Regions from separate parts of the Homo sapiens genome. Here region 1 is linked to region 2. Evidence: read pairs that join two places in POLR2A ChIA-PET (ENCODE). Cell type or tissue: MCF 10A. All regions are shown on one strand. Links, peaks and the distances in the headings refer to the core of each region. The heading gives the core; the rest is flanking DNA. Region 1 overlaps LOC105378507 (a long non-coding RNA gene). Region 2 overlaps LINC03036 (long intergenic non-protein coding RNA 3036).

The links. Peaks named below come from ENCODE experiments on the same cell type or tissue, not always from the same donor. Only the 100,000 strongest peaks of a DNase experiment are listed, where the experiment ranks them.
Region 1: POLR2A ChIA-PET joins it to region 2 with 5 read pairs; 1 of 35 experiments calls an interaction of 5 or more read pairs at or near these places.

What each region holds. Positions count from the first base shown.
Region 1 is chr10:118,499,486-118,503,879 of GRCh38, reverse strand. It overlaps LOC105378507 (a long non-coding RNA gene), which reads right to left. Exons shown (of 4, transcript XR_946354.2): 3 at 1,720-1,784. Among named protein-coding and RNA genes, the nearest start is that of PRLHR, 94 kb to the left of the region's middle. In MCF 10A, for the core only: no CTCF peak of the experiment used is centred there; DNase peaks (open chromatin) are centred at 2,039 and 2,599.
Region 2 is chr10:118,868,365-118,872,758 of GRCh38, reverse strand. All of the region lies in intron 2 of LINC03036 (long intergenic non-protein coding RNA 3036), which reads left to right. It also overlaps the pseudogene RPL17P36. Among named protein-coding and RNA genes, the nearest start is that of CACUL1, 120 kb to the right of the region's middle. In MCF 10A, for the core only: no CTCF peak of the experiment used is centred there; DNase peaks (open chromatin) are centred at 1,688, 2,068 and 3,938.

The DNA.
Region 1 (4,394 bases), core at 146-4,145, 370 kb after region 2:
TCTTTCTTTCTTTCTTTCTTTCTTTCTTTCTTTCTCTCTCTCTCTTTCTTTCTTTCTTTTGATGGGTACTCACTGTGTCACCCAAGTTGGAGTTCAGTGGTGCAGTCACAGCTTGTTGCAGCCTCAACCTCCTGGGCTCAAGCAATCCTCCCACCTCAGCCTCCCAAGTAGCTGGGACTACAGGCACATGCCACCACACCCAACTAATTTTTTTATTTTCTGTAGAGATGGGGTCTTGCCATGTTGCCCAGGCTGGTCTCAAATTCCTGGGCTCAAGTGATCCTCTGGCTTTGGTCCCTCAAAGTGCTGGGATTACAGGTGAAGCCACCATGCCTGGCCTAAGTTTGTTTTCAGATAGGTGGTCAATCAGCATGTACTGAACATCTTATTATGTGCCAGACATCTGAAGGATACAAAGAGGCATGGGACATGCTTCCTATCCTCAAGGAATTGATAGACCCATGTGACATGATAACAAATAATTCTGATGACAAAGCAAAACAAGACAGTGTGTACACGGTGCCAAAGTGGCCCAGAGGGAGGGGTTAGCTCTGTTATGGGAGTCAAGAAGGGCTTCATAAAGGAGCAGATACTGGATCGGCATCCTGAAGGCTGAATAGACATTCAATGTTTACATAAGGAGGTGGGCTTGAAAAACATTCTGTCAGGCAGCAGTTTGTCAGAATGGTCAAGAGCTCTGTTTTGGTGCCAGGCAGATGGACTTTGAGTTTTAATTCTAACTGCTTACCACTTATATGAACTTGGGCCAGTCATTTATTACTTTGTGCCTCAATTTCCCCAAACTACAAAATCAGACCAATAACCATGTCTATTTCATAAGGATGTTGGGACACATTTGTTATAATGCTTGGCACGTAGTGTGTACTCAGCAAATGCCAGCTCTTAATAGCATTCCAGGCAGAGGGCAAGACCTGAGCAAAGGCCAAAAGGCATGAACCAGTGTGGCATTTTTGTATTTTTTTCAAGGCATAAACCTCTAGCAATTGCATATCATTATGTAACTAGAAAGGCTCAGAAAAGATGAAAAGCCAATGACATTACAAAATCTTTAAAGTTTTAAGATGACATTAAAGCCAATTGCATTTGATGATGTAATTTACCAGCAATTTATTTAGGAAACACAACCAATAGAAATCGTATTTAATCTGAGTGAGGATGCTGGATCCTTTCATAAGGGGAAAGGCCTCTTGGAAATGGGCAACTGTCGCAGCCACTTGAAGGACAGGGTTTGGAGGAGCACTGGGCTAGGCGTTGGCCTCAAGGAGCCACAGGCCAAGTGACCCTTCAAACACCAGGCATCTCCTAATTCCTTGCTGAATGACAAGTACTCCTCATGTGAGGCTGACTGCTCTCTAAAAGGGACAAATGATCGACAAGATCCACATATGAAAAGCAGCAAGAATTTTGCAAAAATCTGACTTGAGAAAACTATAACATATTTAACACAAAGATGTATGAGAATGGGTGGTGGAGGTTTGATTTGCTTTTCAGTTAGGACACATTTGCAGATACAGGCATATTCCGCTGGCACATTCTGCTTGGCACTGGATCAGAGACTCATGGTTCTGTGCTCACCAAGTGGGCTGTCCTGTTCCATGACAGTGAAGTAGCAATGCCACCCAGGGTGAGGGGAGCGGAACAGCAGGGCACCATCGTGGGCCCTCAACCGTTCAAGGACATTTTAGTGAACGAGCTCACCTTGCTTTCATTTGCTGTCTGACTGAAGCGCCCTCTCCTTTGAACTCGGCAGGAGTGCCTAGTGGCTGAGAGTGGGGAGAAAGCAAAAGACACTTGTCAGACAGGGCTCTACTGAGGTTTTCTTCTTCCCTGCAACCTGAGCTCATGTGCCTGGACTCTCTCTGCCTTAGGGTGAGGCTTTTCCCAACAGGCTCCTGTTCCCTTGTGCAAATCGATTCTTGGCACATTTTTTCCCTAATGCCTGGGCAAGTCTGAATTCTTCAGAGTCCAGCTTAGGCTGCAAAATAGAACTCCTGCTACACAGTGGCCCTAAACACTCAAAATGATAGCTTGTCAAGACAAGGGAATCCGCAGAGCACAAAGGTGGTGAAATCTCAGTGACTCATGTTCTTAACACATTGCTTCATGCTCCCAGCCAACAGACTCATTTCTGTGGGCTTTGAATTTAGGTTTGGGCCTTCCTCCCCTAAGGCAATGGCATCACAGCCATTCCCAGAAGGACCAAATATAGGGTCATCAGCACAGGGCAAATACCCTATGAAGTTGCATATGAACCTTAATTCCCAAACTCAGGTAAACTAAGACCCCATGACACAAGAGTCTTTTAAGGTGGTCGACCCAAGCGAAGCTGCATCGTGAGAGAGAGATGATCACAGGCTTTGGTATCAGACCGAGTGGGGTTGACACTTGTTTGGCTACCTACTAACCATGTGACCTTGGGCGGTTTACTTATCTAATCTCTGCCTTAGGTTTTCCCATCTGTAAAGGAGCAAAATCATATGTATTTGTGGGGTTTTATGAATAATCATAGGAGATGATGAGTCAAAAGTGCCTCACCTGGGCCCAGCAGCCAGGAGCTGGGATGGTTGCTGGCACAGACGCTGTGGCTGTGACTACACTTCCAGGAGGGCTGTGACCACACTTCCAGGAGGGCTGTGACCCAAGGTCTGGATGTGCAGAGCAGATGAGGCAGGAAGGCCAGGTGAGGGTGAGAGGAAAAGAGGAATAGGGCATTTCTGAGAGGGGGAATAGCAAAGCAAAAGCATGGATAAATAGGAGTGTTGGGTGCAAGGGACTGGAAGAACTCCTTGTAGAGGATCCTTTTCAAGGAATTTTCAAGATCTCAGGGTTTAGATTTAGAAGCCTCCCTGTATTCTCCATCCTCTGCACAACTCCTGGTTAAATCCAGGCCCAGGTGGAATGTTGAGATAGCCTGGTCTAGACTGGTTGATGGGCCATTCGGGCCTTATGCATTTTGTGCAGGGCAGCCATCTGTTTTTATGTCATGATAAGAGATGTCAACAGATATTGTGTTTTTTATGGCAAACTGCCAATGATGCTAAAAGGTAATCACAGGCTATAAATCCACTCAAGTCACGCCAGCAAGGGTTTTTTAAGCATCTACTATGTGCTTAGCACTGTGCCTTAGACTACAATGAATAGACTTAATTTATCTATGCTTCTTTTATTGTTATTTATTTATTTATTTATTTATTTATTTATTTATTTATTTTGAGACAGGGTCTCACTCCGATGCCCAGGCTGGAGTGCTGTGGCGCAATCTTGGCTCACTGCAACCTCCGCCTTCTGGGTTTAAGGGATTCTCGTGCCTCAGCCTCCCAAGTAGCTGGGATTACAGGTACCCACCACCATGTCCAGCTACTTTTTATATTTTTAGTAGAGACGGAGTTTCACCATGTTGGACAGGCTGGTCTCGAACTCCTGACCTCAAGTGATCCTCCCACCTCGGCCTCCCAAAGTGTTGGGATTACAGGCATGAGCCCCCACGCCCAGCCTATCTGTGCTTCTTTTAGATCAAGCTTGGACTAAACAGCTTCTGTGTTTTTCAGTATTTTTTTCTAGTTCTAAACTAAGAGAATGTCCTTAAGGAGCTTAGAAGTGTGCTGAGAGGATACTTTTACTGTGAGAAATATTATAAACAAAATATAACCAAGTACATGTGTTTTACTAGCAATCAGCTTAATTCTGAGTTCATAATAATAGCCACTAAGCAGAGGTCAGTAAGCCTTGTAGTACGCCTCTTAGTATCTAGTATGGGGAAATCACTTCACATTTGGGGCTGCAGAGAATGCAGCCCCAAATCAAACCTTAAATCACACACAACTTTGAAGTATAAGAGTTAACTGTGGAGGAGAGAACATTCGATGTGATGCCACGTTCCCTCTGAGAGTCTGAGCCCAGCGTTTGTGCGACACAAAGTTATTAAAGGTGAGGTTTTCTATTTCAGGTCTGATGGGAAGATTCTATATTTGGTGACTGTAATCACAGATAGATTGAGATGGTTTTTTCCTATTCAGCTGCTTATGAACAAGCACAATTAGAAGTTGACAGCAAACACGCTTCACAAAAATTATCACATTTAGTGTGATTCCCATAATAAAAACAGGAGTGAGCTCAGGAGTCTTTTCAATTTACACAAATAGCCCTGGGGTCTCTCAACAGTCACTGCCGGTCCAATGTTTCTGAGTAAACTTTATTAGGAAAACAGATTGAAAACTCCTGAGGTTTAGTTAAATCTTGGTTTAAAACACACACACACACACACACACAACAGACACATACACACAACAGACACACACACACACACACACACACAGATGAACTCACAACTTCTTATTCTCTCTTTCTTTAGCCAAAGCATCCAAGTAAGCACT
Region 2 (4,394 bases), core at 203-4,202:
TCACACCTGTAATTCCAGCACTTTGGGAGGATGAGGCCCGACACCAGGAGTTCAAGACCAGTAGCCTGGGCAAAATAGTGAGGCCCTAGCTCTAAAAAAAAAAAAAAAAAAAAAAAAAATGCTGTTTCCCTAAGCAGCCTGAGGTAATCTGTGAAAATGGTTCGCTATTCACTTGACCCGGAGAACCCCACGAAATGATGCAAATCAAGAGGTTCCAATCTTTGTGTTCACTTTAAGAACACCATGAAACTGCTCAGGCCATCAAGGGTATACATATATGAAAAGCCAAGAAGTATCTGAAAGATGTCACTTTACAGAAACAGTGTGTACCATTCCTACGTTACAATGGTGGAGTTAGCAGGTGTACGCAGGCCAAGCAGTGGGGCTGGACACAAGGTCGGTGGCCCAAAAAGAGTGCTGAATTTTTGCTGCACATGCTTAAAAACGCAGAGAGTAATGCTGAACTTAAGGGTTTAGATGTAGATTCTCTGGTCATTGAGCACATCCAAGTGAACAAAACACCTAAGATGCGCCGCCGGACCCACAGAGCTCATGGTCGGATTAACCCATACATGAGCTCTCCCTGCCACATTGAGATGATCCTTACGGAAAAGGAACAGATTGTTCCTAAATCAGAAGAGGAGGTTGCCCAGAAGAAAAAGATATCCCAGAAGAAACTGAAGAAACAAAAACTTATGGCACAGGAGTAAATTCAGCATTAAAATAAATGTAATTAAAAGGAAAAAAAAAATTAGCCAGATATGGTGGCACGTGCTTGTAGTCCCGGCTACTCAGAAGGCTGAGGCAGGAGGATCACTTGAGTCCAGGAGGTCGAGGCTGCAATGAGCTATGATCATGCCACTGTACTCTAGCCTGCGTGATAGAGTGAGACCCTGTCTCTAAAACAAACAAATAAAAAATAAGCAAAAACAAACAAAGGATCTAGGATTTTGTTTTAATTAGGTATGGTAAGATGACAGACATAGAGAAATATGCCTTGAAAGGAGTTTATTACAGTTCCCAAGAGAAGGGGGCATGCTGTGCCATGCAGGGTCACATGCAAAGGCACCAGAGTTGGTCATGAGGCAGAAAGAATGAAGAGAGGGCATGACCCATAGACCTTATTGGGGATTCCGTGGGGAGGGATGGGTGAGGCAGGATTGGCAAGTTTGAGCAAGCTTAGAATTAGAGAGTTTGAATAATGTCTGCGGGTTCTAGGCTATAGGAATGGTCTCCAGTAGTCTGTTACTTGGTCCTGGGGTGATTTAGGGCAAGGAAAATATGGGCTTGGTGTGTGAGAGTTAAATAAAGGAAGTGGTTGGGGATACAGGTTTTGGATTGGTTGGTTTGTATATGAAAGATATGTTGGCAGGCAAATTGTTTACTATCTCTAGAAATTAGCTAGCCCTGGAAGGGGAGTCTCTCCAGGATTAGCAAGGCCTCAGGATGTCAAAGCTTTATAAACTACAGAAGATAAAAAACATCATTAATGCATGGTGTCAAGCATGGCTTAGGGTCATTCACACTCCTTGCCTTGCAGCCTGCTTAACCCTTGCCTCCTTAAGTGAACAGACAACTTATGTAAGCACAATGACTTCCAACCAGATGGCTGCCCTGTGTCCCTCTCTGGAAGGCTTCTCCTGCTGCCTCCTCTTAACAGGAAGTCAATGACAGTGCTGCTTCCAACTTGCACAATTTCCAAATGACTGTGTAATCACAGACCCATGTAACCCTCAGCTCTGGTATTCACAGAGAGATAAGAAAAATTCTAGATTCTTGCCTCCCTAAAGCCAAGGGACTGCCTCTGTGTTTCTATTTCATGCTGGTAGAATGAGGCTAATTTTGACTTTCCAGCAGCTCTGATTCCAAGTGAATAACTAGACGCAGCAAGCAACAGGATTGGAACCTGCTGGAGCAGTTAGAAATAAATTGCATGTGCATGGATTCCAGAGGAAACTGCCCTTTGCGGGGGAGGAGAGAGGGGAGGTGGGTACTGGAACAGACTGATCTGCATCCTGCCTTAGCACTAGGGCTGCTGCTTCCCAGGATGACTCACAGCACCATAGAACAGCCTTCCCTGCGAAGTTAAAACAACAACAACAAAAACTTCAATAGATTTGATGCAATAAAGTTGGCAAACAGCCATTGGGGAAGATGGGGCAATGTGGGGCTGGTGAGGCAGATATTACTATTTCCTGGGAGCTCAGTGGGATTTTCAGGATGCTGGGCTCCCTAATGCCAAGCTGCTGGGAGGGAGAGGGTGCTGCGTCCAGTGGGATGCTTTTAGCTGCAATTAACAAATAAGCCAACTTGACCCAGCTGAAAGGTTAAGGAACTTTGTGGCCTTACCTGAGTGGACGCTCACAGGTAGGGTGGGCTTCAAGACTGTGTGACACTGAGCTTCATGAGGCCATCAAGGATACCTAGTTCTTTCTGCCTCTCTCTTCTGCCAGCCAGAGCATCCACTTCATTTTAGAACCACTTCGTTGTAGATTTGCTGCCAGCAGCCAGCGGGGCTATCTTCTTCCTCATTCATTCTAGAAAGATGGAGAAACTTCCTAATCTTGCTTTTTTTTTTTTTCAATATACGCATATTTAATTTTGGTGGGAATTAAGAACTGCAAAAACTGGCTTTGTGTGTGTGTGTGTGTGTGTGTGTGTGTGTGTGTGTGTGAGACAGGGTCTTGCTCTGTCACCCAGGCTGGAGTGCAGGGACACATTCTTGGCTCACTGCAACCTCCCTCCCCCAGACTCAAACAATCCTCCCACCTCAGCCCACTGAGTAGCTGGGGCTACAGGCATGCACGACCATGCTCAGCCAATTTCTATATTTTTTGTAGAGATGGGGTTTTGCTGTTGCCTAGGCGGGTCTCAAACTCCTGAATTCACACAATCTGCCCACATTGGCCTCCCAGAGTTGTAGGATTTCAGGTGTGAGCCATCTGGCCTGGTCTAATCTTGTCCTTTAATAGTAAGGAAAAATTCCCTAAAAGCCCTCAGCAGACTACTTATGTCTTTTTTTTGTTTGTTTGTTTGAGACAGAGTCTCGCACTGTTGCCCAGGCTGGAGTGCAGTGGCGCGATCTCGGCTCACTGCAAGCTCTGCCTCCCAGATTCATGCCATTCTCCTGCCACAGCCTCCTGAGTAGCTGGGACTACAGGCGCCCGCCACCATGCCTGGCTCATTTTTTTGTATTTTTAGTACAGATGGGGTTTCATCATGTTAGCCAGGATGGTCTCGATCTCCTGACCTTGTGATCCGCCCGCCTTGGTCTCCCAAAGTGCTGGGATTACAGGCGTGAGCCACTGCGCCTGGCCAGCAGACTTTTTGTGTCTTATTGGCAAGAACCAATTCCTGGGACAAGGTAGGTGGCACAAGGTAGGGACAAGCTCAGGCTGGGCTTTTGATCCAATCCCTGATGAAGAGGGATGGGATTCTATAATTCATATTGACTAAGTGAGGCCCATCTGGAGGCAGGGCCAGTCCCTGAAATAACTGTGGCCACACAGAGGGACAGGGCTGGGATGGATGTTGAGGCATCAACCACAGTGTCTACTGCAGCATCTTGTTGGAGCCAGGATATCTGGGCTTGACCACTTGCTAGTTGTGTGACTTTGGGCAGGTGGCTTCACCTCTCTGAGCCTTTGTTTTTGCATTTGTAGAAATGAGAGAAAAACCTGTTTGACTTAGCTTTCAGGTTGTGAGGGTCAAATAAAGGATTGGGTGTAAAGGCCCTTCTGAGGTGCACCTGTATGAGGTCGGAAACATCTGCCTCTTGCCCAGCTCCTTCAGGATAAATTAAGCAGACCAATCCCTGCCTCCTAAAAGCTGACAGTCCAAGATAGTGTGAAGCAGAGAGTAGATGGCTTCACAGGTGAGAATGGGTTAACGACAAAATAGCAAGCCTAGAGAAGTGGAATGAGTCACATAGCAGTGCTGTGTTCCTTGCGCCATGGCTTCGGACAGTAACTTTGGTTACTTGGTTACGGTGGTGTCTGCTGGGCTTTTCCACTTTCATGGTTGCTATTTTCACCTTTGTAGGAAATTGGTATTTTGTGGGGAGGTATTTTGAGACTATGACAATATCTTGTTCATCCTGAAATTTTCACCCACAAGTTTTAGCCTCTGCTAATGATTCTTGCCTGAGTCAATTATCGTTATGATGGTTTGCAAATTGTCATTGTCTAATTGTGCCATTCCCTCAACGTGTATTAATTGTCATTGTACTGAAGAAAGTACTTTATTTTCAAGTTCAATGGCTTCAGCAGGATATGCCTTAATATTGAGCATTCAATATCATTTTTATTTGTTACATGGTATGCCCTCTCAATGGTCAGATTTAGTGATTCCTTCATTTTGGGGGAATCCTCCCTGAATTATCCTTCTGAATATAC